Linked DNA regions of Homo sapiens: region 2 is linked to region 1. A link is an interaction called in ENCODE POLR2A ChIA-PET data of the cell type or tissue named here. Cell type or tissue: Caco-2. All regions are shown on one strand. Each heading gives the region's core, and the rest is flanking DNA. Links, peaks and the distances in the headings are about the cores only. Region 1 overlaps PLPP7 (phospholipid phosphatase 7 (inactive)). Region 2 overlaps NUP214 (nucleoporin 214).

Region 1 (5,373 bases), core at 244-5,243:
CATGTTACAAGCTTTATTAAATCTATGCTCCAAAGGCCGGGCACGGTGGCTCACGCCTGTAATCCCAGCACTTTGGGAGGCTGAGGTGCGCGGATCACCTGAGGTCGGGAGTTCAAGACCAGGCTGACCAACATGGAGAAACTCCATCTCTACTAAAAATAGAAAAATTAGCTGGGCGTGGTAGCACACACTTGTAATCCCAGCTACTCGGGAGGCTGAGGCAGGAGAATCGCTTGAACCTGGGAAGCGGAGGTTGTGGTGAGCCGAGATCACACCATTGCACTCCAGCCTGGGCAACAAGAGGGAAACTCTGTCTTAAAAAAAAAAAAAAAAAAAAAAAGCTGTGCTCTATAAGTGGATGGAAAGGTCTGGAACAATGACTACCTCTGAGGGGCAGGATTACAGGTGATTTAAACTCTAACTTTTGTTTTCTGTTTTGTAAATGTTCTGCAGTGAATAGCATCTTCTGTGTCTTTTTTTTTTTTTTTACTTTTTTTCCATTTCTGCCAAGAGCTGAACATTCCGATAAATACTGAAAAGTTTTCTAGGAAAGCTCCCAGCATCTGGCTGCACTGAACTGTCATTGAGTCATAACCCCCCACCTTTATCCAGCCCTCCTGGTGGGCCAGGCGTTTGGGGGACCAACTCAATCATTTGCTGCGACTTCCATGCTTTAGCACTGAATATCTTGTGTCCTAGGAAACCCCTCTGTCCCAGTGAAACCTTGTCACCCTGCAGTCAGCAACCTGCCTGCAGGCATGGTGCCTGGCCCCCTCTGGGAGGTGGGTGTCCCTGAGCTTCGTCTCACAGGTGAGGAAAGTTAGGTGGTTTGCCTGAGGTCACACAGCTGGGAGGCTCCAGGGCTGGAGCTCACAGCTGGGTCTCTGGCTGTGATGCCTGTGAGCTTTGCCACCACACTGCACTGTGGGTGTTGTCTTCACTGTCCGTGAGGCAGGGCTTGCAGGAGCTGTGACCTCACTGGGGTCCCCAAGGTCACCTGAGATGGGGAAGCACAGGGGGCAGGGGCACGGGCTCCCTGCCGACTCTGTACCTGCCCTGGGGGTGCTGTCTGGCCTGCTGATGCCACCCCCACCCCCAGGTCAGAGGGTGTGAGCCCCAAGGGCCTTTCTAAGGGTGTGGAGGGTTGACCTGGAACCCCCACATTGGCGGTCTGGGTGCCACTCAGATCAGCTGGGTGAAACTGGGGTCCTGGCATGGTGCCTTCCTCTCTCGGCACAGAAAGGCGGAGCAGCCCCCCAAGGCCACACAGCAGGGTGTGGCAGAGACACGATGGAGATCCAGGTCTCCCCTGTGTTTCCGAAATGGGGAAAGAAAGGCCAGGCGCAGTGGCTCACGCCTGGAATCCCAGCACTTTTTGGGAGGCGGAGGTGGGCAGATCCCTTGAGGTCAGGAGTTCGAGACCAGCCTGGCCAACATGGCGAAACCCCGTCTCTACTAAAAATACAGAAATTAGCCAGCCGTGGTGTCAGGTACCTGTTGTCCTGGCTACTCGGGAGGCTGAGGCAGGAGAATCACTTGAACCCGGAAGGCGGAGATTGCAGTGAGCCAAGATCATGCTGCAGTACTCCAGCCTGGGTGACAGAGTGAGACTCTGTCTCAAAAAAATAAAGAAAAAGAAAAGGAAGGAAAGAGCCCACCTCGCTGGTTATGAGCCTCAGGCCAGTAACTCAACTACGTTTGGAGACTGTGGCTCTGTTTCTAGCCACGGGGAAAAAAACCTATGAACAAACAGGCACAGCCCCTGCCTCCACGAAGTGATGACTTCATGCCGCAGACAGCGAACCCTCACCTCCCAACAGATGCCTCAGTGACTGCGGGGGAAAAGCCACGAAACAGAGGGCCAGATGTTGAGACTGAACCATTCAGGGCCTGAGCTGTCTGGAAGGCCGGGGCAGGTCCCTGAGGTGGTGAGTTGGGAAAGAGTGGAACATTCCAGAAAGCAAGAGCCTCAGGTATGAGTGCTCTGAGCTCCAGGGGTTCATCTTGTCCTCTATAAAGGGGGGAATGACACAGCGCAGTTGCTGGGGAAAACAGTGGGGTTCCTCAAAGAGTCACACACAGAGTTACTGTCATTACCAACCAGCGACTCCAGTCCTAGGGATCTACCAAAAGAACTGAAAACAGGCACTCGGCAAACACTTGCACACACGTGCATAGCAGCATGAGTCACGGCAGCCGAAAGGCGCAAACAACTCGATAGCCATCAATAGATGAATGGATAAACAAATTGTGGCCGGGCACAGTGGCTCACGCCTGGAATCCCAGCACTTTGGGAGGCTGAGGTAGGAAGATAGCTTGAAGCCAGGAGTTTGAGACCATCTTAGGCAGCAAAGTGGGATGCCCATCTGTAAAAAAAAAATTTTTTTTTAATTAGCTGGGCATGGTGGCACACTTGTAGTCTCGGTGGCTCAGGAGACTGAGGGAGGAGGATCTCTCGAGCCCAGGAATTCAAAGTTACAGTGAGTTATGATTGCACCACTACACTCCAGCCTGGGCAACAGAAAGAGACACCATCTCTGTCTCTCTGTTTCCCTCTCTCTCTCTTTTTAAGACAGGGTCTCACTCTGTCACCTTAGCCTCCTGGGTAGCTGGGATGAGAGGCGTGCACCACCACACTCAGCTAATTTTTGTATTTTTTTGTAGAGATGGGGTTTTGCCATGTTGCCCATGCTGGTCTCAGACTCCTGGGCTTAAGCAATCCTCCCACCTCAGCCTCCTGATAGCTGAAACTACAGGCGTATGCCATCACACATGTCTAATTTTTGTATTTTTTGTACAAACAGGGTTTTGCCATGTTGCCCAGGCTAGTCTCGGACTCCTGGGCTCAAGCAATATGCTCATCTCAGCCTCCCAAAGTGCTGGGATTATAAGTGTGACCCACCGTGCCCAGCCAGAGACATCCGTCTCTTAAAAAAAAAACACCAGGTGCGGTGGCTCACGCCTGTAATCCCAGCACTTTGGGAGGCCAAGACGGGCGGATCGCGAGGTCAGGAGATCGAGACCATCCTGGCTAACACGATGAAACCCCGTCTCTACTAAAAATACAAAAAATTAGCCAGGCGTAGTGGCAGGCGCCTGTAGTCCCAGCTACTCAGGAGGCTGAGGCAGGAGAATGGCGTGAACCCAGGAGGCGGAGCTTGCAGTGAGCCGAGATGGCACCACTGCACTCCAGCCTGGATGACTGAGCGAGACTCTGTCTCAAAAAAATCAAATAAAATAAAGAGGCCGGGCGCGGTGGCTCATGTCTGTAATCCCAGCACTTTGGGAGGCCAAGGCAAGCGGATCACTTGAGGTCAGGAGTTTGAGACCAGCCTGGCCAACATGGCAAAGCCCCGTCTCTACTAAAAATACAAAAATTAGCCAGGCGAGGCAGCGTGCGCCTGTAATCCCAGCTACTCAGGAGGCTGAGGCACGAAAATCACGTGAACCCGGGAGGTGGGCAGTGAGCCGAGATCATGCCACCACACTCCAGCCTGGGCAACAGAACGAGACTCCATCTCAAAAAAAAAAAGAAAGAGAAGATGAACAAATAGTGGTCCATCCATACAGTGGAATATTATTCGGCCATGAAAAGGAATGAAGCGCTGCCACATGGGTGGATGCTGGAAACATTATGCTAAGGAAAGGAAGGCAGACACAAAAGGCCACATGCTGTCTGATTCCATTTACATGGAGTGTCTAGAGGAGGCAAATCCTCTAGAGGAAAGCAGATTGGTGGTGTCCCAGGGGCTGGAGAGAAGGGGATGGGGAGTGGCTGCTTCGTGGGTATGGGGCATTCTTTTGGGATGATGAAATGTTTTGAAATTAGAGAGAGGAGGTGGCTGCTGACATTGTGATGTGCTGAATGCCGCTGAAGCGTGCACTCTAAAATGGTTCACTGTACAAGATGTAAATTTTGCTTCAATTTTTGAAAAATGGGAATGGGGCTGGGCACAGTGGCTCACGCCTGTAATGGGTGAACACTTGGGGAGGCTGAGGCGGGCAGGTCACCTGAGGCCAGGAGTTGGAGACCAGCCTGGCCAACATGGCAAAACCCCATCTCTACCAAAAATACAAAAAATTAGCCAAGCATGGTAGTGTGCACCTGTAATCCCAGCTACTCGGGAGGCTGAAGTATGAGAATTCCTTGAACCCAGGAGGTGGAGGTTGCAGTGAGCCAAGATCAGGCCACTGCACTACAGCCTGGGCAATAGAGCAAGACCCTGTATCAAAAAAAAAAAAAAAAGGAAAAAGGGCCGGGCGCAGTGGCTCATACCTGTAATCCCAGCACAATGGGAGGCTGAGGCGGGTGGATCACCTGAGGTCAGGAGTTTGAGACCAGTCTGTCCAACATGGCAAAGCCCCATCTCTACTGAAAGTACAAAAATTAGCTGGACGTGGTGGTGGGTGCCTGTAATCCCAGCTACTCAGGAGGCCGAGGCAGGAGAATCGCTTGAATCCGGGAGGCGGAGGTTCCAGTGAGCCAAGATCTCACCTCTGCACTCCAGCCTGGTTGACAAAGTGAAACTCTGTCTCAAAAAAAAAAAAAAAAAAAAAAAAAAAAAAAAACCCAAAGAAATAAAATGCGTATTATGTCAGGGCATGAGAAAAGCTGTATGAAAAAATTAAACAAGGTGAGGGGAGACAGCGTGGTGGGGGCTTTTTACAAACAGCGTGGTCAGGGAAGGCTTCTCCGCTAAAGGAAGTAGCTACAGGAAGGCAGGATGTGCCGGGCAGGGGAGACAGCAAAGGCAACAGCCTGAGAGGGGACCCTGCCTGGGGGTCAGTGTGGCTGAGTGGCCTGAGTGAGGAGCAGAAAGGGGAGGCGAGGTGGAAATGTGGGGGGCCAGGGCCTGGGCCTGGCTGGTGGCCCTGATGGCCCAGGGGCCTCTGTCTCCCCCCAACAGCCCTGCTCCTGGACATCATGACGGTGGCCGGCGTGCAGAAGCTCATCAAGCGGCGCGGCCCGTACGAGACGAGCCCCAGCCTCCTGGACTACCTCACCATGGACATCTACGCCTTCCCGGCCGGGCACGCCAGCCGCGCCGCCATGGTGTCCAAGTTCTTCCTCAGCCACCTGGTGCTGGCGGTGCCCCTGCGTGTGCTGCTGGTGCTCTGGGCCCTCTGCGTGGGCCTGTCCCGCGTGATGATCGGCCGCCACCACGTCACGGACGTCCTCTCCGGCTTTGTCATCGGCTACCTCCAGTTCCGTCTGGTGGAGCTGGTCTGGATGCCCTCCAGCACCTGCCAGATGCTCATCTCTGCCTGGTGAAGCGCCCGCCGGCCCACACAAGCCTCTGGGGGCAGGGCTGGCCCTAGAGAAGGGGCAGGGGGTGGCGAGGTGGCGGGCGTGGGTGGAACAGAGCGGCCAGG
Region 2 (5,373 bases), core at 221-5,220, 160 kb before region 1:
GTGATACTTGCAAATGGCAAAAATTCAACCAACATAAAATACTGGCATTTCATCAGTGAATAGAGTCCAGAAGGGTCTCTTAGCTAGCATTTTATTTTTTTGACTATGGGATTTATATTCAGGTATTTGTTTTGCTTTTTTACGTTACAAATGTAGGAAATATTCCTTATTTTAAAAAAAGAAGCAATCCAGAGTATGCATCCTGGAAGGGAAATGAATCCCTTGTAGTCTTTTTTCCTCCCTGTGTCTACCCTTAACTCTCTCTGAACTGCTGTCTACACAGCCACAAAGTCATCTTGTGACACTGTAAATTGTTAGGTGATTCTTCTGCTTGACAGTCCCTATGAAGCCCCGTGGCTGCTCACTGCTAATTCTTAGGTTGGTATCCAGTTTCCTCCAGATCTGGGTCGGGCAGCTCACTCATTTCTTATTTATTTACTTCTTTATCTTGTTCTTTTCTTCCCACTAGAATGTAAGCTTTTGGAGGGAAGCAATCCCTTATATCTTGTAACCCCTCCCAAGATAACCATGAGTTCCCAAGATAACCATCGAGTATAAGTACTACCAGCTTTTTCCCTACTTGCCTGTACTATCTGTTGTTGCTATGGTGGTGCTGCTGCCACCACAGTTACTGTTAATACTGAATTGGCACACATCCACTTCATGCTAAGGGTTGCATAGTGTTCCATTTTGTTGACTGCACCACAGTTTATCTGACCAGTCATCTAATGCTGGAGTTTAGATTGTCTACAGACTTTTGCTCTTTAGGTGGAACCGACTTTACATTTCCTTTAGGCCATAAGTATCCCAAAGACAGTTCCCTGCATTCCTCTTCCTTTTTCACTCCCCAGAGAAGGTGCTCACTCTCAAAACGAGTTCTCAGTAATTTCCTTGGTAAGAGAAAGTACTAACTCTCCTAAGCATAATTGTGTCCCACCTCCTGTTTAAAACTCAGCTGGAAACAATAGTATTTCATATCATGATAAACTTGGTATTTCATATTGTGATAAACTTAGTTTTGATATTTCCCCTGAATAATTAATTCCTAAATAAGCAGACGAAAAGATAAATGTTTCCTTGCAGCTTTCACCTTTTATAAGAAATAGCTAAACATTTTTGTTTCCTGAAGGCAAAAAGTATGTTATCTTTGTAAGTTAACATAAAAGATAATAAGTTATCTTTTGATGACATTGCTCATGCTAGTGTAAAAGAATCTTCTAGCAGGCTCTTCTGAGGCCTTCAGGCTGCCATTTTTCAGGTTTACTGCTGCAGCTACCTCTACTCCTGTTAGTAGCTCCCAGAGCGCACCCCCGATGTCGCCATTCTCTTCTGCCTCCAAGCCAGCTGCTTCTGGACCACTCAGCCACCCCACACCTCTCTCAGCACCACCTAGTTCCGTGCCATTGAAGTCCTCAGTCTTGCCCTCACCATCAGGTATGATTTTAAGCAGACAACTTTAGACCTCAGCCCTGCCTTCTCAGATTAACGGTTTTAAGTGTTAAGAGTCGTAGCTAACATAGTTGGACAAGGTTATTTTTTCTTGCTTCCTGTATCATACATTAATGATTAATGTGCTGTGATTTTCATACTCTGAATTGGGAGATTTGCTCTTGCTTAAATGCTGCCACTCTTCTCTCTGACACTTCTTATGGAGCTAAGTGTATTTAATGAGTCAAAAATGCCTTGCTCTTGGGCATTTATTTTCATATGGAGCCTGCCCTCCATGAAGAGCAGTTACATAACAGTTCTTTAAGAAGCACAGGCACAAGAGTTGTTTGGCGGGGTGCGGTGGCTCACGCCTATAAACCCAGCACTTTGGGAGGCCAAGGCAGGTGGATCACCGGAGGTTAGGAGTTCGAGACCAGCCTGGCCAACATGGCAAAACCCCATCTCTACTAAAAATACAAAAATTAGCCAGGTGTGGTGGTGGGTGCCTGTAATCCCAGCTACTCAGGAGGCTGAGGCGGGAGAATCACTTGAACCTAGGAGGCAGAGATTGCAGGGAGTCGAGATCACGCCACTGCTCTCCAGCCTGGCGACAGAGCGAGACTCTGTCTCAAAAAAAAAAAAAAGTACAGAGGAGAGAGTACCTGCAGTGATTATATTCATATTTTCACAGTCAGTCATACTGTAAACAGGAAGTTTTGTTTTGTTTTTTGAGACCCTCTCACTCTCTCACCCAAGCACATCACTGCAGCCTCTACCTCCTGGGCTCAAGCGATCTTCCCACCTTAGCCTCCTGAGTAGCTGGGACTACAGGCATGTACCACCACCGTCGGCTAATTTTTAAATTTTTTTGTAGAGACAAAGTCTTGCCATGTTGCTCAGGCTGGTCTCAAACTCCTGGGCTCAAGCAATCCTCCTGCCTCAGCCTCCCAAAAGGCTAGGATTACAGGTTTGAGCCACCATACCTGGCTCCTAAAATTTTAATATATTTTTTTCATTATCTTAGAACAGAGGCTAGCACAACTGGTGGTCATCACTCTTTAAAATAAATCATGAAAGTGGGCCAGGGGCAATGTGTAACTTAATTTCTTAGATTTGGAGAAAGGACATTTGTGATAGGAGAAATAAAGGTAATAAATGCCATCTATTTTAACTGACTTCTTTTTCAAGCAGGACGATCTGCTCAGGGCAGTTCAAGCCCAGTGCCCTCAATGGTACAGAAATCACCCAGGATAACCCCTCCAGCGGCAAAGCCAGGCTCTCCCCAGGTATGTTTAAATTCAGCTTGCAATGTTTGTGTTTATTAATTTACTGCCCCAAGCATACCTATGAATAAAATGAGTTTTCATGTTTTATAATTCAGACCTTGGACATAGTAATTGGGACTATGTGATAGTAAATACCAAAGTGCGAGGTTTGAATACTTGTATACTCGTAAAAGCCATTTAGCTATTTTAATTTTTTATTCATGTATAATACAAATAGAAAAAAGTACACATGATACATGTACAGCTCAGTGAATTGTCAACAACTGAACATACCTTGGTAACTAGCATCCAGATCAAGAAACAGAATTTTACGAGAACCTGGCTGGGCACAGTGGGTCATGCCTGTAATCCCAGCACTTTGGGAGGCCAAGGCGGGCGGATCACCTGAGGCCAGTAGTTCGAGACTAGCCTGGTCGACATGGTGAAACCCCGTCTCTACTAAAAACGCAAAAATTAGCCGGGCGTGGTGGCACGTACTTGTAGTCCCAGCTCCTGAGGAGGCTGAGGCATGAGAATCACTTGAACCCGGGAGGCGGAGGCCAGAACCCCAGAGTTCTTTTTCACCTGTCCCCTTCTAGTCACTACTCTTGCCAAAGAGTAGCTGATTTGATTTCCAACAGCATAGATGAGGTTAGCCTGCCTGTACCTCCTATCAAGTGGATTTGTACAGTATGTATTCTTGTATCTGGCTGCTTTGTTCAACATTATGTTTGTGAGATTTATCCATGTCGTTGTATGGAATTTATTGTGTGATTATATTACAACTATTTGTTCCACTCTGATGGGCGCTTGAGTAGTTTCCAGGTTTAAGCCATTGTATGTAGCACTGCTATGACCGTTCCAGTTGACATCTTCAATGAACACATATGCAAGTTTCTCTTGGGTGTATCCCTATGAGTGAGATTGCTGGGTCATAGAATCTGCATGTATTCCTCATTAGTAGATTCCCACCAAGAGTGTATGAGACTTCTGGCTGCTCCACATACTTGCCACTCTTGGTATTTTTCATCTTTTGTTGTATGGTTTTGTGGTTTTAATTTGTATTTCTCTAATGATTAGCAAAATTAAGCTTTTTAAAAGATGATTATTGGCCATTTGAATATTTTCTTTTATGTTGTGTCTGTTCATGTCTTTATTCTGTTTTTCTGTTGGATTGTCTGGCTTTTTCCTTCTGATTTTTAAGAGTGAGTTCCTTGAATACACACACACACGCACACACATACAGTGCAAATATGTTCTCACTGTGAATTGTCTATTCATTGTCTTTTTTGTTTCTTTGATGAATACACATTCTTCATTTTAATATAATTAAGTATATCAGTTTTTTCTTTTATGATTAATGCTTTTCATGTTTTAGAAATAATTTTCTATTTCAAGGTCAAAAAGATGTTTTTCTAAAAGCTTTATTATTTTATCTTTCATATTTAGATTTGTAGTCCATCATCTCAGTTTATTTTTATGGTATAATGTAAAGAGAATTGTATGTCAGTTTCCCACGTGATTACTTGAGTGCCCTGAGAATAAGCGTTATGTCTTTTCCTTTCTGTGTCCCTCTAACCAACCCTTGTACCCTAACACACACCTGTACTAGGTACATAGTAAGTGCCCAGGTCACAGTTCACGGTGTGGCATGATGCATGACATACAGTGTTTGTCAAATAAATGTTTGCTGTTAATGAATGCTGATGCAGTCTAAGACCTCTCTAGTGTTAATCGTTGTAAGTATCAAATAGTCTAAAGGGCATTTCAAATTATAGTATCTTTAAAGCAGAACTCTTGATTTCTGTCTCCCCTAGAGGCTAGTCCTTTTCCAATGGGTAAGTAGCACTAACAAACCAGATGTTTGCACAAGCCCCAAGCCCCGAAGCATCCTAGATCCCTCTCTTTAACAGTACCTGTCCCCAGTCCAGGCTGGCGGGAGGTCTTGTCAGCTCCACCCTCTGCTGTGTCACATGTCATAAGCCCACAGCTCTGTCCCCCTGCTAGCATCCTGTGTCAAGCTGTTGCACCTCTCACCTTGTTAACCTCTCGACTACTCTCTCTGCTATCCCTGCTCTACATAGCAGCAAGAGGGATCTTTTAAATCATAAAGGAGATTTAAACTCTTGTAAAACACCAGTAGTAGCTTTCCAACACGTTTAGAATAGAACCCAAACTCCTTGGTGTGACCTTATATGACCTACCCCGGCCTGCCTTCCTGACTCTACCCCTGCCCTCTACAACGCCTCCCCTGACTTCACAGAGCCCACATTTACTTTTTTTCTTTGCTAAGGTTTCTCCTGCCTTGAGACCTCTGCACTTGCCTTTCTTGGTGCCTGGCAGGTGCTTCCTGAAGATCTCATAGCTTGCTTTCTGCTTGCAGCCTCCGTTCAGATGGCAGCCCGCAGTGAGGGCTTTCTTGGCCATCTCATCTGAAGTAGTGCCCTTTTTTATTCTCTTTATGTTTCCCTGTTTGTTCTCCAACTGAAATTATCAGATGTGTTTATATTTTATTATTCAACATGTCCCAGTAGGAGGTAAGTTCCATAAGAGTTGGGCCCTCATCTACTTGTTCACCTCTACCTGCACTGTCTAGAACATGCCTTACACAAAGTAGAGACCCTATAAATAAGGATTCGTTACAATGAGTGAAGAAATAATGACTGTGTTACAGGAGCGC

What was found. ChIA-PET counts read pairs that join two places held together with the same protein. Peaks named below come from ENCODE experiments on the same cell type or tissue, not always from the same donor. Only the 100,000 strongest peaks of a DNase experiment are listed, where the experiment ranks them.
Region 2: POLR2A ChIA-PET joins it to region 1 with 5 read pairs; 4 of 35 experiments call an interaction of 5 or more read pairs at or near these places.

The regions. Positions count from the first base shown.
Region 1 is chr9:131,303,016-131,308,388 of GRCh38, forward strand. PLPP7 (phospholipid phosphatase 7 (inactive)) reads left to right here. Exons shown (of 2, transcript NM_032728.4): 2 at 4,908-5,373. The coding sequence ends at 5,272. Among named protein-coding and RNA genes, the nearest start is that of PLPP7, 16 kb to the left of the region's middle. In Caco-2, for the core only: no CTCF peak of the experiment used is centred there; a DNase peak (open chromatin) is centred at 2,204.
Region 2 is chr9:131,144,871-131,150,243 of GRCh38, forward strand. It overlaps NUP214 (nucleoporin 214), which reads left to right. Exons shown (of 36, transcript NM_005085.4): 13 at 1,259-1,434; 14 at 2,620-2,714. Among named protein-coding and RNA genes, the nearest start is that of NUP214, 22 kb to the left of the region's middle. RefSeq lists a silencer at 4,912-5,206. In Caco-2, for the core only: no CTCF peak of the experiment used is centred there; no DNase peak of the experiment used is centred there.